Linked DNA regions of Homo sapiens: region 2 is linked to region 1. A link is an interaction called in ENCODE POLR2A ChIA-PET data of the cell type or tissue named here. Cell type or tissue: Panc1. All regions are shown on one strand. Each heading gives the region's core, and the rest is flanking DNA. Links, peaks and the distances in the headings are about the cores only.

Region 1 (8,332 bases), core at 202-8,201:
CTCAGATGTGGTTGGTGGTGTCCCGTGACTCTGCTTGGATGGGGCTGTCTTCCGCTTTCTATCCCCAGACAAGCACTCAGCTGTGTGTCCAAACCAAGGCAGAGTATCCTTCCATGGCCCTGGTCTCTGATTGGGGAAGGGAGGCTCTGAGGGGATACAAATAAAGTGGCTACAGGGTGAAGTTCCAGGGTTACCCAGACACCTCTAGATTGGAGAAGCTGTTTTTAAACTGATCCTGGATGAGTTACTGGAGATCAGAATTGCCAGAAGATCAGCAGGCTGGTTTGCCCCTAGGAAACATCAATATTTTTGTTCGATTTTTGAGTGTCCCCACAATGGTCATTCCAAGGTGGTAGTGGAGAGCTCACGGGATGGGGAGCCATAGGATCCTCCTTCTGGCTCTGTCCCTTTCTAGCAGCATCACTCCCCTGCCCTTTTTCTGAGGCTTTGTTTCCTCATCTGTCAATTGTGTTTAATAATTCCCGCCCTGACCATTTCACAATGACAATGGATGTGGGTTTTGATTAAATGCAACCAGGATTTACTGAGCATTAACTATATGCCAGGCACCCTACTCAGTCTGAGGAGAAGGGCTTATAAAGGAGAATCCCACAATATCCCCGTCCTTAAGCGATTCATTTAGTGCGAAGAGGACGGACGGAAGTGGTGAACGGCGCTTTATCCTAGCGCTTTCTCATTCTTTGTTTCATTTAAAGCATTGATGGCTGTCTGAAGTAAGCAGAACAAATATTCTTATTCTCATTTGACAGATAGAAGAAGCTAAGGCTGTGGCAAGTAAAGTCACTTGCTGAATGATGATAATAACATCTAAAGTCTATACCCACAATTCATTTGCACAGGGTTTTCATATGTGTCATGTCATCAAATCTTCAAAACATCCCTGCGTGGTAGGCCTTATTACTATTAGACCTGTATTGTAGACAAGAAAAGAAACAGGGACAGACTGTCGGTTCCTGGAGAGAACAAACCAGACCATCTTCATCTATGTATTCTTAGCACCAAGAATGGCATGAAGCAATAAAAGCGGCTTGTAGCAGATGCTTTCAGTGTCCTGCCCATACCGCCTTGGACTTAACCATTTTAGTGCACACTGGCCCCGTTTCCAACCATCGGCACCTGCATTTCTTTATCCAAGGGCTCTCTCTGACAGCCAAGAGCCAAGAGCACTTGTTGGCCAGAAGTGCTAGAAAGTAGGTGCCTCTCAGGAGTTGCTCTCCACCAAAGACTCCATCACCCTTCAGGTGGGAGAACTCCAAGTGCATGCTCCACCCTGGCTCCTGGAGATCCCAGTGGGATTAAGTCCCAATGGCCCATGGTGCCAACTTGATTAATAATGTACCTGGTTTTGGTTGTTTTTCTTACCTGTCTTATTTCCCTGTTTCCCTATCTGTGTTTCTTGGGATCATCTCCCAAATAAACTACTTGTCCTTTTTTCAGAGTCTGCTTCTAGAGGAGCCAGACTAAGACTGGTTTCAGTGATGGCTTATGGGGTGAGTGGATGAGTGAATGGAGAAGTGAGAGGCTGTGTCCTATCCCCTGACCCCCTGACTGGGGGAGGTAAAGGGAAGGGTGTTGGTTATAACCTTGATGTGTTTGTTTCATGGGGACTGAGGTGGGTTTGGGAAGGTGCATCTTACCTGCTGGTGTTGGTGTGAAGATGCAGAGGAAAAATACTACAAATCTGTTACTGAAGGTTAAAGTCAAGAACATGATTCCAGGTGGGGTAATCAATCTACAATGCTTAAATCCCCTCCCCTGGCCATCTAGTTCTTTTAGAACAGAATGCAAGCTCCTTACTCAGGGCTTGCCACCCTCCCCAACCCATCCCAGACTCGGTGCCGCAGTCCTACATCTTCTGCTCCCTGAACACCTGGAGCACTTCCCTCCCTTGGGACACCTTCATTCTTGCTGGCACTTTGCCTGGAATGCTCTTTCCCTCAGAGCTTTGCTTGGCTTACTTTTTCTTTTTCCTTTAGGTTTCAGCTTCAAAGTGACCTCCTTAGAGGTTGGTTTGCTGACCAACAAAGTCAGTCACTCCCTATCTAATCACCTTATTCTATTTTTATCATAAAATTTGTATTTGCAGAATATTTGCTTATTATTATTATTATATTTATTATTATTATTAACTTGTTCTCTATGTAAAATGCAGGATCTATGAAAGACATGATCAGTCTTGTTGACTGATGTAGTCTCAGCCCTCAGAACAGGGCCTGGCACATAGCAGATGCTCAGTAAATATCTGTTGAATGGAAAAAATGAAGGATAAGCTAAGGAGATGACAGTGATGGGCAGAGGTGTGGAGGAGTTCCAATTGTCCATGGTGCCGACTTGATTCATAGTGTACTTGTTTTTGGTTGCCTTCCTTTCCTGTCTCATTTCCCGGCCTTCTCTATATATGTTTCCAGGGCCAGTGCATTTGGCTGCCTTCTAATGCTCTGGTGTGTATTTATTTGGATCAGCTGCTTGTCTTTATGAGTTGGTGGCAGGTTATGTGAATGGCCCAAGATCACTCTTAGAGGTAGAAGAGCCAGAACTCAAGCCTCGAAGCCCAGGAAGCCCATGCTGTTAACTACCATCCTACATGACATCCGTTAGGGTTTACTCACTAACCCTGAGCTAAGACTTTCTGACTCTTTCTCCCAGTCTTCTGCCATGTCACAGAGATAGAGGCTATTATTCTGGTTGCTGGGATATTTAAAACTTTATTTATAAGTTGTTCCAGTTTTGTTTTTTGTCAACTTATGAGCAAGTCTATAGGTCAGCCATACAAATAATTTGTCCTTGTGGGGGAAAAAAAAACCCATGTTGCATAAAAAGGAATGTCCCACCTTAAAGCCTCTAGACCATGGTTTTTCAGTCTCAGCACTATTGACATTTATAGCCAGATAACTCTTTGTGACAGGGGACAGTCCTGTGCATTTTAGGATATTTAGCAGCATCCTTGACCTCTATCCACCAGATGCCAGTAGCTTCCCCTACTTATGACAAGCAAAAATGTCTCCAGGCACTGCCAATTGTCCCGTGGGGGCCAAAACTGCCACCGCTTAAGAACCACTGCCTTGAGCTATAGGAAGGCAGGTGCCATGTTTGTTTTGCTTATGATCATATCCTTAGTGCCTGACCCAAGTTAAGTGCCCCATAAATATTGGTTGGGCAACAGCATGAATACATGAGTGAATAGTGAATGAATAAATGAATGCATGAACATAGCCAGTGTCCTTAGACTGAGTTTCCTGAATCCCCTGACCTCACCAGCTGCTCACTTCCTCTGTTTTCCAACATCACGTCATCTGCTGACCTAACTGACCAGTCACAGCTCTGGTGTAATTATTCACCTGGCTTCCCATAAACTATGTCCAAATAGGGAACAACTCCTGACTTGGTCTGTTTTGGTCTTGAGCACAGAATCCAGAAACCTCTAACTTTAACCCCGAAGTGGAAGAGGGAAAAGAGACAGAGTGCAGGAGTGTAAGCAGCAAATGCCCCCACCCACTGGGGGTCATTTACAGTCTCTGGGATCCAATTAACAAAGAAAGTTTCTGAGTGGCCACTTTCCCCACGTCGCCCATGTTTCTCCACCTCACAGACACCAGTGGAGCCAGTACCCATTAGGCAACATTACTCTGCATAATGAAACAACTGTACTCAAATCCAGAATAAGAAAATGGGAAGCTTCTATGAAGACTTTAAGCTGCTCAAGTTCACTCAGCTTCAGCTAATGAAAATATGAGCCGCCTCTGAGCTGAGCCTACTTCCTCATGTGGTCCAGTAAATATCTTAATATCTCCAGATTCCTTCCTGCCTTCTAAATTGTGTGCATCACATCTGACATTTGCAAGTTATCTATGATGTCTGCAAGATTAAACCAGCATGAAAACTCTCCATCTGCACTCTCATCCCCTCCACCCCCCAACCCAGGCTGCCAGGCTGAGCTAGAATGCCTGAGACTGTGAAAGCTCAGCCCATATGGGTGAGACTGGAGGCCAGCTGCAGACCTTTGAGGGTGCAATTCCCCACCATCTCTATTTGCATCGCACATGCTGAGGGATTTAATTTCAAGTCCTGGCTGAGTGAGCACCTTCTACTTAGCAGGGAATATGGGGGCAGACAACGAGGAGGGAGGCTTGGCCCTGCCCTCCAAAGGAAAGCCTCACCCTTCATAACAAAGGGCACACCCATCGTGTGCAGGACCCTGCCTAGATGCTCCCTATATACCCTCCCAGGAATTCCTCAAAAGAAAACAGGCGTGGGCGGGTACCCTTGTTTCCCACTTGAGAAACTAGTGGGCTTTGAGTCAGTCATGAAGCTACTACTTAGAGGGATTTGACTCAGGCTAGACTCTTCCCAGAGCCAGTATGTGGCTTTCAGTCTTTGACCAGGAAGACAGACATTTGATGACTTAGCTGTCTATAGCAAGGCAGGATGAAAGAAATGCCAAATAAAGGTATAAGCAATGCCCTGTCAGGTACAGAGAAAGAGGGGATTAATTCATGTGGTGGACTTAATGAGTCCAGGCTTGAAGAACAAAGAGGATTTTCAGTAGTGGAAAATGGGGACAGTTCCAGGGGTGACGGATAGCATGTGTGACAGCGCAGAAGTGTGTGGCCCTTCCACGGACCAAGGGGTTTGTGGAGAGAGTAGTTAGTAGAGGGATGAGGCTGAAGGTGATGCAGCTGTGTATTGGACCCAGCTTGCATAAGCTCAGGTGAGCTGTGCTCACCTTTCCCAAATTGGTGTTTGGTGATATCATGTTGATGGCTTCAAGTCAGCCATGGAGGGGGCATTTACATCACGGAAATGGGCACTCAGGACTCCTCCCCTCCCTGAAAGCTGGTCGTTAAACATTAACCAGCGCACGCTAGGTATTGGGGGACATCACCACCAAGGTGACCCCAGGGATCTGAGGAAAGTAAAAATGCCTTATCTGAATAAAGATAGGATAAAGTAAACATCTCTTTAAATGAAAAAAAAAAAAAAAAATCAAAGTGAAGATCTGACCTGCTGGGGATTCTCAGCAGGGAAACAGGCAGAGCAGGCAGCCCCGTTCATCTATTCCCAATATTGCATTATCTCAGACTCACTTATTCAGAATTCTCTCACCACAGATCAGCAGTTTGCCTCCTCCATTACCAGCTAATCCAGATGGACCTGGTGCTAACTTAATTTCCAGGATAATGGAGTCCTGATCTGTTTGCACAATTGGCTCTTGCATCCCGAAAGTATTTGCTGAATCCTTAAAATCAATGAGGCTGTGCTAGACCACCATACCCTCCTTCCCAGTGAAGACGGGTTCCAGGATCCCCCTAGTGCCTGGCTGCCTACATTAAACACCTACAGTACACCAGCTCCATGCTGGGTGCCTGGTGTGGATCCTATCGATCCTCACTATGGCCCAGGAAGGGTGACTTCCATTTTACAGAAGAGGAAACAGGAGTCTCAGGAAGGGCAGAACTTTGCCCAAAGTTACACAGGTAGCAAGCGCCAGAGCTAGGATGGGACTCCCTGTCTGTCTCTAAGGCTCCCAATCTTTGAATTACATTTTGTTACTATGAGTGGTAGGCTGGATAACTGTCTGCACAGATATCCACGTCCTAATCCCTGAAATCGTGAATATTACCTTATAAGGCAAAAGGAACCTGGGAAATGTGATTAAGGTAAGCTCCTTGAGATAAGAAGATTATCCTGGATTATCTGGGTGATCTCAATGTAGTCCTGAGGGTCCTTGTAAGAGGGAGGCAGAAGGACATGTGACCACAGAAGAGGAGATGGCACCTACGATGGAAGCAAAGATTGGAGTGATGTGGCTACAATCCAAGGAATGTGGCGGCCCCTAGAAGCCGGAAGAGGAAGGAATGAATTCTTCCAGGGAGCCTTCAGAAGGGGCCAGCCCTGCTCACACCTTGATTTGAGCCCTGCAAGACTCCTTTCAGACTTCTGACCTCCAGAACTGTAAGAGAATAAGTTTCTGTTGTTTTAAGCCACTAAACTCGTGACAGCAGCAATAGGAAACACACACTTTCCAAAGCAAGAGGAAGAGAAATGAATCAAGACATCAATATGAGAAAGGAATGGGGTATGAGAAGCATGTGTCAAGGGCAAGAAAGGAATGGGCTGGCCTGCAGGTGTCCTTGGCTCTCTCTAAGCACAGGAGGTCTGAGCAGGGGCCTCTGCTCCCTCCCCTTTCCCTTATCCTACTCCTCCTAGCCACATTGACTTCAATTTGAACCAATGCATTCTATAATTAGGACAAGCATTCCTTTGCCCCCTGATGGAAGAAAAGGAGGTAACTGAGTGATAGAGGCCAGCACAGGCTCAAGCACTGGAGTTCTGTCTCAGCTCTGCCAGCCACTTTCTCTGTGATCTTGGATAAAACACTTTATTTCTCTGCAAGTGTCGTGACTTCTCAGATCCCGCCCCCAGATTTTTATATCTATGTGCTAAGCAAACTAATCGTATAAACACAGTTTGGGTAGAATATTGAGCCCATTAAAAGAGCATCCAAAACACACTCTGTGCAGATTATTTTCATTCAGCTTTTATGAAAGCAGGTCTTGAGGCTCCTTGTGTTGGCCTCTCAAAGCTGCAGGCTGGATAACAATCCCACAGGGGGAAGCTCCAATGCACATTAATATGGGAAGATTTCTCTGGCTGCCAGGGCCAGGAGGTGGGCATAGACTGGTCCTAAGAACTGAAGGTGGAAAAAAAACCTTGCTTGGAAAGACCAGAAACAAGCCCTGGTGGTTCGTAGATCTGAAGGCTCTGAAGATGAGCTTGCAGGAACAAGAGGGGCTGGCAATTTCAGGGAAGAGAAGGAAATGATGATGGGTTCAGCAGTGGGTGTGTTAGTGGCCAGAACTCTCAGAGTTTTCATGGGCCTGTTCTTTTAGCCATTGGAAGCTGGGCCTTGCAACAATGATGAGACAAGGCCTGGGAGTGAAGCTCAGTGGCTGTAGCATGGCTTAACTGAAAGACCATGACCTAGGTTCCTGATAGCTTAGTCCCTAGTTCAGGTCCTGTTACCATCGTCCTGCGGTCTCTAAGTGTCTTAAATGTTTCAACTTTAGCTTTCTGATCTGCCAACTGGGTGAGTGATAATAGCTCTGTGGAGCTGGTGAGCTCCCCTTCTTTCCCCCTTTCCCCTTCTTTCCACCCAGGCTGGATGTTCCAGCTGCCAATCTCACCGATTCTTAGTTTGTGTCTCTGGAAAATGGGGTTGCTCATCAGAAGGTTGACGCAAGGTTTAATGAGACAGGATAGGTAGGTGGTCCAAGCCCTGGAATACTGATTCTCTCCCTGGCCCCTCTGGGCATTCTCACAAGTTGAGAGAATAACAAGATATGATCAATAACCCAGAGATATGACACCCAGAGGTGAGTGTGCTGCTGTTATTCTTTCTGAGGGGGGCTGAGCCTATGTGGCAGGCGATCCTTGATGGTATAATGTGCACACTTCCCTGAGCCCACCTGGTTGTTCTGCCAAGTGTGGGGTTAAGTTCTTGTCCATCTCTCGTGCCCAGGGTAGCATGGCATGCACAATGACTGGGACCTAAATGGCAAAAAGCCTGCTATCCAAGCTCAGAAACATCCCTGGCTCCCATCTGAGGCCTCTGCCAGCAGCTCTGGGAACCCAGCAATAAATTAGAATGTCAGCATGATATGGGGTCAGGTGCTACATCCCACCAAGACTACACCCTCTTACTTGTACCCTTGGCTGTCTCCTCCCCAAGATGCTCCTCTTTTTCAGACACATAATACAACACTGGGCTGATGGCCTGAAGGCTGACTTCTCAGTGGCTGCAGCCTCCTGGGCTGACTTCTAAGGGAATAGGTGAATCTGCTCATCCTCTCTGTCCTCTGGAGCTGGCAGACATTGTGTATGTGTGGATGAGGTGGTATATTAGAGCTCCCTGGCACCAGGCTCCTAAATCTATCCCTTTATCCTTCAATTGGTGCTGGTTATTGTGTCTGGGAAGCATACCATCATCTTCAATCTCAAAGCCTAAATCAGAGTGCCTCAAACTTTACTGTACATATGAGCTACTTGGAGATCTTGTTGAAATGCAGATTCTGATGTGATAGGTCTGGGGTGGCCTGAAACTCTGCCTTTATAAGTTCCCAGGTGATGCCGATGCTGTTGATCCCAGAGTCACAGGGACCTAAGGGGTCACCTGGAGGGAATGACAGAAACCACAGAGCTCAAGAAGAAGGAAACTAAAATTGCATGTCTGCTGCATGCCAGCTGCTGTGCTAGGTGGGTGAAAGTAGCCACCTTCTTAATCCTCCCAACAGACTTGCCAGGAAAGGATTAG
Region 2 (8,332 bases), core at 9-8,008, 52 kb before region 1:
CGCCGCGGTGCTGAGTTGTTGGCGGCGGCGGCAGCGTCTTTTCTCCAAGCAGCACCTGTGAGAGCAGCAGCTCCAGCTGGAGTCCCAAGACTTCCAATCAACATAGAGAGCCACAGGGCCTGTGCCTGCGTGGGTTTGCTGTAAGGAGCCTGTAACGCATCGAGGAGCCCAGCGCCCAACCCCACACCTGGCATTGGCTGGGTGCTCAATAAATGCTGGCTGACCACGGCTGTTCCTGAACGAATCCTTATCTCGCTTATCTGATTCAAGCGCCGGGTGGGCGCACTGTGGGCTGGCAGCAAGGGTTCCTGATGCCAGGACTCTTGGATTTGCTCCACAGGTGTCTGCGCATCCATCTGGAAACTGAGCATCTGTGCAGGGAATCCATTTCCTCTTCTAACTTCTGAATAGCTTTAGATACTTCTGACTTCTGAACCCCTTTAGATGTATGCTGTCATTTACCAGGAACATCCTAACATTGATGATTGAGGCTTCTTTGGCCATTTCTGCCTCCACAAGCCTTACTTTTTTTTTTTCTTTTTTCTCTTCTTTCTTTCTTTCTTTTTTTTTTTTTTGAGACGATGTCTAGCTCTGTCGCCAGGCTGGAGTGCACTGGCAGGATCTCGGATCACTGCAACCTCAGCCTCCCGGGTTCAAGCAATTCTCCTGCCTCAGCCTCTCGAGTAGCTGGGATTACAGGCGCCTGCTACCACACCCAGCTAATTTTTGTATTTTTAGTAGAGATGGGGTTTCACTGTGTTGGCCAGGCTGGTCTCCAACTCCTGACTTCCAGTGATCTCAAAGTGCTAGTTACAGGTGTGAGCCACTGCACCCGGTCCTCCACAGCCTTTCTGTAAAGGAGTTAATGAGCCGCAGAGTACTACTTGAGTGCATTGTAAGCACTTTTTACTTAAGGCCCCAATTTAATGTGGTGGAAGGATTACAGGCTTTGAGGTCAGACCTACCATGGTTTGAATTCTGGCTCTACCACTTAGCAGCTGAGAGACTGGAGAAATCATTTAACCTCTCTGGGCCTCACACAGCTTTTAAAATCTGTCAGATGGACAAAATCATAACTTGGTTCTGAATTTCTCAAACTTAGATACACATCAAAATCACCTAGGGAGCTTGTTTTTTTTTTTTTAACCGAGTCTCACTCCGTTGCCCAGGCTGGAGTGCAGTGGCATGATCTTGGCTCACTGCAACCTCCGCCCTGCCAGTTAAAGTGATTCTCCTGCCTCAGCCTCCCTAGTAGCTGGGATTACAGGCACCTGCCACTGCACCTGGCTAATTTTTGTATTTTTAGTAGAGACAGGGTTTCTCCATTTTGGCCAGGCTGGTCTTGAACTCCTGACCCTGTAATCCACCCACCTTGGCCTCCCAAAGTGCTAGGATTAGGCATGAGTCACCATGCCTGGCTTAGGGAGCTTTTAAAAATGATCAGCTTTTAAAAATAATCATCAGTAAATGCTGGCTCGGTGTGGTGGCTCACACCTGTAATCCCAGCACTTTGGGAGGCTGAAGTGGGTGGATCACGAGGTCAGGAGTTTGAGACCAGCCTGACCAACATGTTGAAACTCTGTCTCTAATAAAAATACAAAAATTAGCCAGGTGTGGTGGCATGGGCCTGTAATCCCAGCTACTCAGGAGGCTGAGGCAGGAGAATTGCTTGAATCCAGGAGGCGGAGGTTGCAGTGAGCCGAGATTGTGACACTGCACTCCAGCCTGGGCGACAGAGCGAGACTCCATTTCAAAAAAAACAAAAACAAACAAACAAACAAACAAATCAGTGCTTGGGTTAGGCTGCAGCCAGAACTGATTAAATCAGACTGGGGAGACGGGAGGAAGGGAATATTGGATATCATGATTTTAAAAAGCTGTCTGGGTGATTCTGTTAGGTAGTCAGGGCTGGGAACCACTGCCTGAGCCTCTTGACATGCTCAGACAATGCTGGTTCAACCCTTTCCTTCCCTTGCCTTGGGAAATATAGCCTGGCTATAGTGGTTCTGGGAGCAGCGGGGGTCCCAGGCAGGTTACTGAGGCTGAGATCCAAGAGGTCAGGATGGGGACTCAGGGACTGCAACTAACTCATGAGATGGCACGTGGTCAAGGCAAAAAAACCCCCAGCACTCCCCTCCTCAGTGTCCCTCTCCCTGGTCAGTGAAATGAGAGTTCATTACCTTGCTTGTCCAACTCTAGACACCCCCAGGGAAACCAACCAATCAGGGCTTCTGACAAAATGAAGGCCAAGAATGATGTCATAAAGGAAATGATGCTAAGTTTTATTTCAGGCCAGCCTTACATCTCTTATCTCTTTGATCTCATCACAACCCTGTAGGATAGGCACCGTGATGCCCATTTTACAGATGAATAAACCGAGGCTCTTTGAGGTTAAGTAACTATGTATCCTTTAAGTACTAGAGCCACAAGCCAAGCCCAGTCTGTCCAATTCCAAAACTCTTCATCTGCCTCCTGTACATGTGGCCTTCCTTACATCAGTAAATAGCTTATTATAAGTAAACTACATCCTTATAGTTTCTTGGGTCAGACATCCTGGAGTCACCTTTGACTCCTCTCTTTCCCTCACACCCCACATCTAACCCATTGGGAAATCCCACTGAATCTGTCTTTATGACATATCAAGAATGCAAGCAGGTTGCCACCTCCCTGCTCCCACCTTGGTCTGAGCACCTCCATATCTCACCTGAAATAATGGTGGGTCTCACCACCTCTGCACTTACCCATGTTGTGTACTTGCAGCACAGCAGCTGGAGTGCTAATAACGTTTCCCCGACACTGCCCTCCCATGGCTTCCATCCCACTCTAAGTCAAAGCCACATCCTCACCATGGCCTGTACTGCCCTGCAAAAGGTAGACTCTCTGAGCTCATCACCTACCACTTCTCCCCAGGGGCTCACACTGCTTTCCTGAAAGCTCTCCAAGTACAGGCTTCTGCCCTTGCTGTTCCCTCCTCCTGGAATGTTCCTCCCCCAGCATTGACATGGCTTTCTGCTCTCCCATCCTCGTGGTTTTCAGGGTGACTCTAATGTCACCTGTTTAAAATGGAAATGAACCCACCAGCACACCCTGTCCTCCTCTCCTGTTTTATTTTTTCTCCGTAGTGCTCATCACCATCTGGTATCCTACCAGTATAACCCTACTGATTTGTTTATTGTCTGTCTTCTGTGATTAGATCTTCATCTCTTTGGCTCACTGCTCCATCCCAGGTGCCTTGTACAATGCCTAGCGCATAGGAGGTGCTCAGCAATACTTGAATGAATGAATGAATGAATGAATGAGTGAATCCTGCCACCCCCTCAAGGGAAAGGTGAGATGACTTCTGAGCAGCGGCTAGTGAAAAAACTTGGGAGACAAGGTTGGGGAGAGGTGTTCCCAGTGGGCTGCTGGATTTCCCCTACTGGTCTAGGGGGTGAATGAAGGGATGGCTCAGGAGGTCCCTGGAGTATTAACTGCTGGGCCCTGGTCTGTGGATCGCTGTGAATGCCAAAGATCTCCAGGTGGGCTCTGAACTAATCCAATAATGCAAATCCTCTGTCCTTTTAGGAGAGTGATTGGCATGGCCAAATAATTTTTACCTGTTACCAAGCCTACTTCTCAGCAACCTATAAAACGCAGGCTGTGGAGCCAAACTGTCTGAGTTCAAAACCCGATATTACTACTTGTCACCCATGAGTGACTTCGGGCAAGCCGTTCAGTCTCTCTGTTCCACCTTTGTAAAATGAAGACAATCCTTATACCTATTTATGGCATCATGAAGATTCCAGATGCCTGCAGAGAGCTTAATATAGGGACAGGCATGCGTTAGCATTCAATAAAGGTCAACTCTTGTAATTAAGTGAGGTGTAGAAATTTACTAAACATCGATACTCACAAATGGAATTCATGTGTTGCTGGAGTTTACTGAAGACTTTAATTTGGCATTCTAGCACAAAAGTCTGCATGCCAAGCAATTGGGCGGTACTGCCACACCCCCACCACACCTGAGCCCAGCTGAGAGTTTGAGTTAGTGACTGGGGATGTGCGTGGTTACCAGCGAGAGCATTGGCAGTGTTGTCTTGAGTTGCTGCTGCTTTCCAGCTGCCACCTTTCTTGCTTTGTAATGATAAATTACCATTAGTTTAGTTTCATCATTACCCATTTAGTTTGTTGTGGGTTGTTTGCTTAACAACAGTAATTTGGGCTTATGATTTTTCAATGGCTGGGTTTTAAGGCATGTATGCATTGCACTTCAACGATGCATCATCTATCTCCCTTCCTAAGGCAAATCTTTCTCTAGTCTTTCCCCAAAATCGTCTGCCTGTAACACTTTCATGTTATCTCTGAGTTCTTTTTTTTGCTAAAATACTGGGACAGATGAGCAGGAGGCTGTGAGTGATTTTACTCTGGTGAAGCGGGCTGTGGTCAAAGAGGATGGGAGACACTGTTCTAGATCAGTCTCCCCTCTCCCTCCCGTTTTATTGATGGGAAAACTGAGGCTCCGAGAAGTAAAGGATCAGAGTTCATACACGGTCGCTAAAATCTAGTCCTCCTAGTTACCTGGCCTGGGCTTCTTCCACGCCACATGACCTGCCTAGGCCAGTTCCCTTTCTCAATGGAGGACTTTGGGTCCTAACGAAAGTGCCTTGAAATTGCCCACTCTTGGGTTAGAGTTTCCTCCTGGATCTTCCAATATGGGGCTGGTTTGAAGTAGATTTATGTAGTGCATAAGAGTTGTGGCTCTATAGTCAGACTACTATATTGAACTGTGTGACTTGGATGAGTTACTTAATCTTCTTGTGCCTCAATTTCCCCAGCTATAAAATGAGGATAATGATAGCACCGACCTCCTATATCTGGGAAAATTTGGTAAGACAGTTCACATAGCATGCACAATGCCTGGCACATAGAAAATGCTCAGTGAAAGGCTGGGTGCAGTGACTCATGCCTGTAATCCCAGCACTTTGGGAGACTAAGGTGGGAGGATCGCGTGAGCTCAGAAGTTTGAGACCAGCCTGGGCAACATGGCGAAACTTCGTCTCTGCAAAAAATAAACAAATTAGCCAGGCATGGTGGTGCACACCTGTAATCCCAGCCAGTTGGGAGGCTAAGGTGGGAGGATTGCTTGAGCCTAGGAGGTGGAGGCTGCAGTGAGCCAAGATCGCACCACTGCTCTCCAGCCTGGGTGACAGAGAGAGACCCTGTTAAAAAAAAAAAAGAAAAGAAAAGAAAAGAAAAGAAAATGCTCAGTGAATAATGATTATTGTTAATATTTTTAGGTTCCAGAGCTGATGTCCCACTCCCACCTGGAACCTCTCAGGGCATTATTATGCCCATTTAATAGATAAGAAAATGGAGTCTCAGAGTTGTAGAAACTCTGAACTCAAGACTTGTGGGCATACAGGCAGAGTCCTTCTATTCCCAACACCACCTTCAGGGCTAACCTCAGTGTCTCTGTGCTTACGTTCTGCCTTGACAGTCTCTTCCTCTTCATTGGTGCTCCACTGTGTAGTGGGGCAGTCCAAAGCAGCTTTTTACACATTTCTAGGCTACTTGGAGATCATTCTGTCTTTGTTCTGCATGGGCAGAGCCTCTCTCCCATTCCATTGCAAGTGGCTTGGCAGCAGAGACTGCTATTTCTTTAAAACACATCTGAGAGAGGTGGGACAGAGCAGGAATGCCCCTCTGATAGGTTCCACCTGCCTGGTTGATGGGAAGATGGCTGGGATGGGGTTTGGATGGGGAGGCACTGACAGGTTCCAAACAGACTGCAAGCTTCTCTGTGGCCTGTGGAGTGCTGTTCATGGCGGGGGGAGAGGCCCTGGGACAATTCATGCCCTGGTCCTCCACCTCAGCTCTTGCACCTCTGAGTTGTTCAGCAAGTGTGCTTAGGGTGGACAACTGGGGCAAAGACAGAAAACACCTTCCTTTGAAACTGAAGCTAGTAAATTCAACATAAAGGAGGTGAGATTAAGCCATCAGCAGCAGAGACCTGAAACAGCTTGGAGCTGGGCTGTTGCAGCATTGAAGGGGTTTCCTAAATCTCAACACAAGCTTAGAATACAATCACCATTAGAGAAGTAGCAGCATCTATTGTTATAATAGAAGATAAAGGCCTGCTCCAGGGTGAAAGAATCAGGAATTGGCTGTCTCCTGTGCTGAGAAAGGGTGGGGGAGATGGCTAACATGCATACCTTAGTCTTTCCTGCTGGAGTGAGTAAGAGGACTAAGGTTTATAGAGCACCTACTGTATGCCAGGCAGTGTGCTAAGGATCTTGTCTTCCTTTATATGCTCCAGCCACACTAACCTTCTTTTCCTCTCAAACCTAATTTGTTCCCACTACAGAGCCTTTGCACGTGCTGCTCTTCCTGCTTCTTCTCCCTGCCCTTTGCATGCATGTCTGCTTAATACTATTCAAGCTTTAGCTCAAAGTTTGTCTTCTCTGAAAGGCCTTCTCCAACCCTAGTTAAAGCCATATCTCCACCTTGTCCCACCATCACACTCTTCCACATCACTGTATTTTATCTTCTTTAATGCACTTATCCATTCTCAAATATTTTATTTATTTCCTTGCTTATTTTCTGCTTCCCACCAATATAATGTAAGCTCTTTGAGGGCTGGGATTCTTTCAGCTTTGTTCACAAAAATATACTTGAAGTCTAGAACAGTGCCTGGCACATAGTATGTGTTCAACAAATATCTTTTACCATCTGATGGCTGGGGTCTTTCCCCACGGCATTTTATGCAAACCTCACTAGGATCCCAGGAGGTGGTATAATGGTTTCATTCTGCACACAGGATCAGGGAGCATGAGGGACTTTCTCAGTGAATAAGTAATAAAGCCAGAATTCCTAGGTTTTTTTTTTTTTTTTTTTTTTTTTTTTTGCTTCAAAACTGTGCTTTTAAGTACACCACACTGCTTCACCAGGGGAGAGACAGGGACCTGAGATCAGCATAAGGTAAAGACACTAGCCGTTCTCATAACCAAGATCCCTTCAGCTTCCATCAAGCAACCATCTGGTCTTAGGCTGGCTTTCTAAGGACATCTTGCTGAAAGAAGAAGGTGCTGACCACCTGACGTGACTCTTTCATGTTGCCTAGCAGTCATCTCTTCCAAGGAAAGCTAATCACTGGGCATTCTATTTATCCTCCAGTCTTTTGTGAGAGCTTGGTTAATATGAGCCTCCACCCCATGCCTGCCCCTTGGAGGCTGTAACTCCTGGGGATACAGATACAATGAGCTCCTGATTAGGCACAACTGAGAAGCAAATCCTGCGGCCACCCTGTGAAGGTGAATAAGGGATGCTCAGATGACACTTGTTTCAGCGTTTTGGGCCAAAAAGCATCGCCACATAAATCTCCTCGCACGGAACATCTGCCCCACCCCAGAAAGGTGGCCCATTTCTTTCAAGTGATATCAGACAGGGCAAAATTCCTAAACAAGCAACAAATATGGATGTTGTCTGGAAGTCAGCTGTTGAAATGGCTTGCCTGGGTTCATGCTCCTCACAGCCCCCTCCTGTCTACAACTGAATCCCTGGCTTCACCCCACTCCCAGCTGTAGGCTGAGCCCTGATCCCCACTCTGGAATGTGTCTGCCCTCCTCCAGCCACTTCTCCTCAGGGCCAGCTCAGACCTGATGCTCCAGCTCTAGTTATTGGGTAAACTGTCTCACACTCGGACTTGGCTCACTATTGAATGTCAATTCCAGTGACTGGGAATGCATTTCACAAATTAATTGCTATTTTTGTGGGTGTCTAAAGGTGAGTGGAGTAGGTAGGGGGCCGTGGCTCCTGTTTCTCTTCCTTCCTGGTAGCAGCTCCCCTGGAGGGCAGCTTCTGTAGGTCACTCTGTGGTTCATCTGAAGACACAACCTGAAGCACACTCCTTCGTCTTTTCTGGCAATTTTGTAAGCATTCAATTTCCTTTTATGAATCCCTTTTATACCTAAAGTGATCATGGCTGTTTCTCTTTCCTGCACTGAACTCTGACTGAGAGTCTACTGGCCTGTTCTTGGGCTAAGCTTTTGGGACAAAGAAGCAAGTCAGACACAGTCCTGTCCCCAGGGTGCTCATTCTGGTGGGGTGGGAGTAGGGGGTGGTCTGAGAACTTGAAGGGGACCACTGGATAGACTTGGTGGGGGAAAGCCCCAACTCTGCAGATCATGGAGAGGGAATCTGAGTGTTAGAAAGGGCTCTCCTAGGCCGTCTCCAAGACAAGGAGCAGTTTTCAAGGCAAAGAAACAGCAGCATGACCTTCTAGGTGGAGAGGAATCATATAAGTTCTCCTGTTAGCTTCTGTCCTAGAGGTGGCCTCACTTCCTGCAGAGTGACT

Evidence for each region. Peaks named below come from ENCODE experiments on the same cell type or tissue, not always from the same donor. Only the 100,000 strongest peaks of a DNase experiment are listed, where the experiment ranks them.
Region 2: POLR2A ChIA-PET joins it to region 1 with 5 read pairs; 3 of 35 experiments call an interaction of 5 or more read pairs at or near these places.

The regions. Positions count from the first base shown.
Region 1 is chr17:33,206,550-33,214,881 of GRCh38, forward strand. All of the region lies in intron 1 of ASIC2 (acid sensing ion channel subunit 2), which reads right to left. Among named protein-coding and RNA genes, the nearest start is that of ASIC2, 83 kb to the right of the region's middle. In Panc1, for the core only: no CTCF peak of the experiment used is centred there; a DNase peak (open chromatin) is centred at 3,335.
Region 2 is chr17:33,155,004-33,163,335 of GRCh38, forward strand. The region is part of intron 1 of ASIC2 (acid sensing ion channel subunit 2); the gene reads right to left. Among named protein-coding and RNA genes, the nearest start is that of ASIC2-AS2, 47 kb to the left of the region's middle. In Panc1, for the core only: no CTCF peak of the experiment used is centred there; no DNase peak of the experiment used is centred there.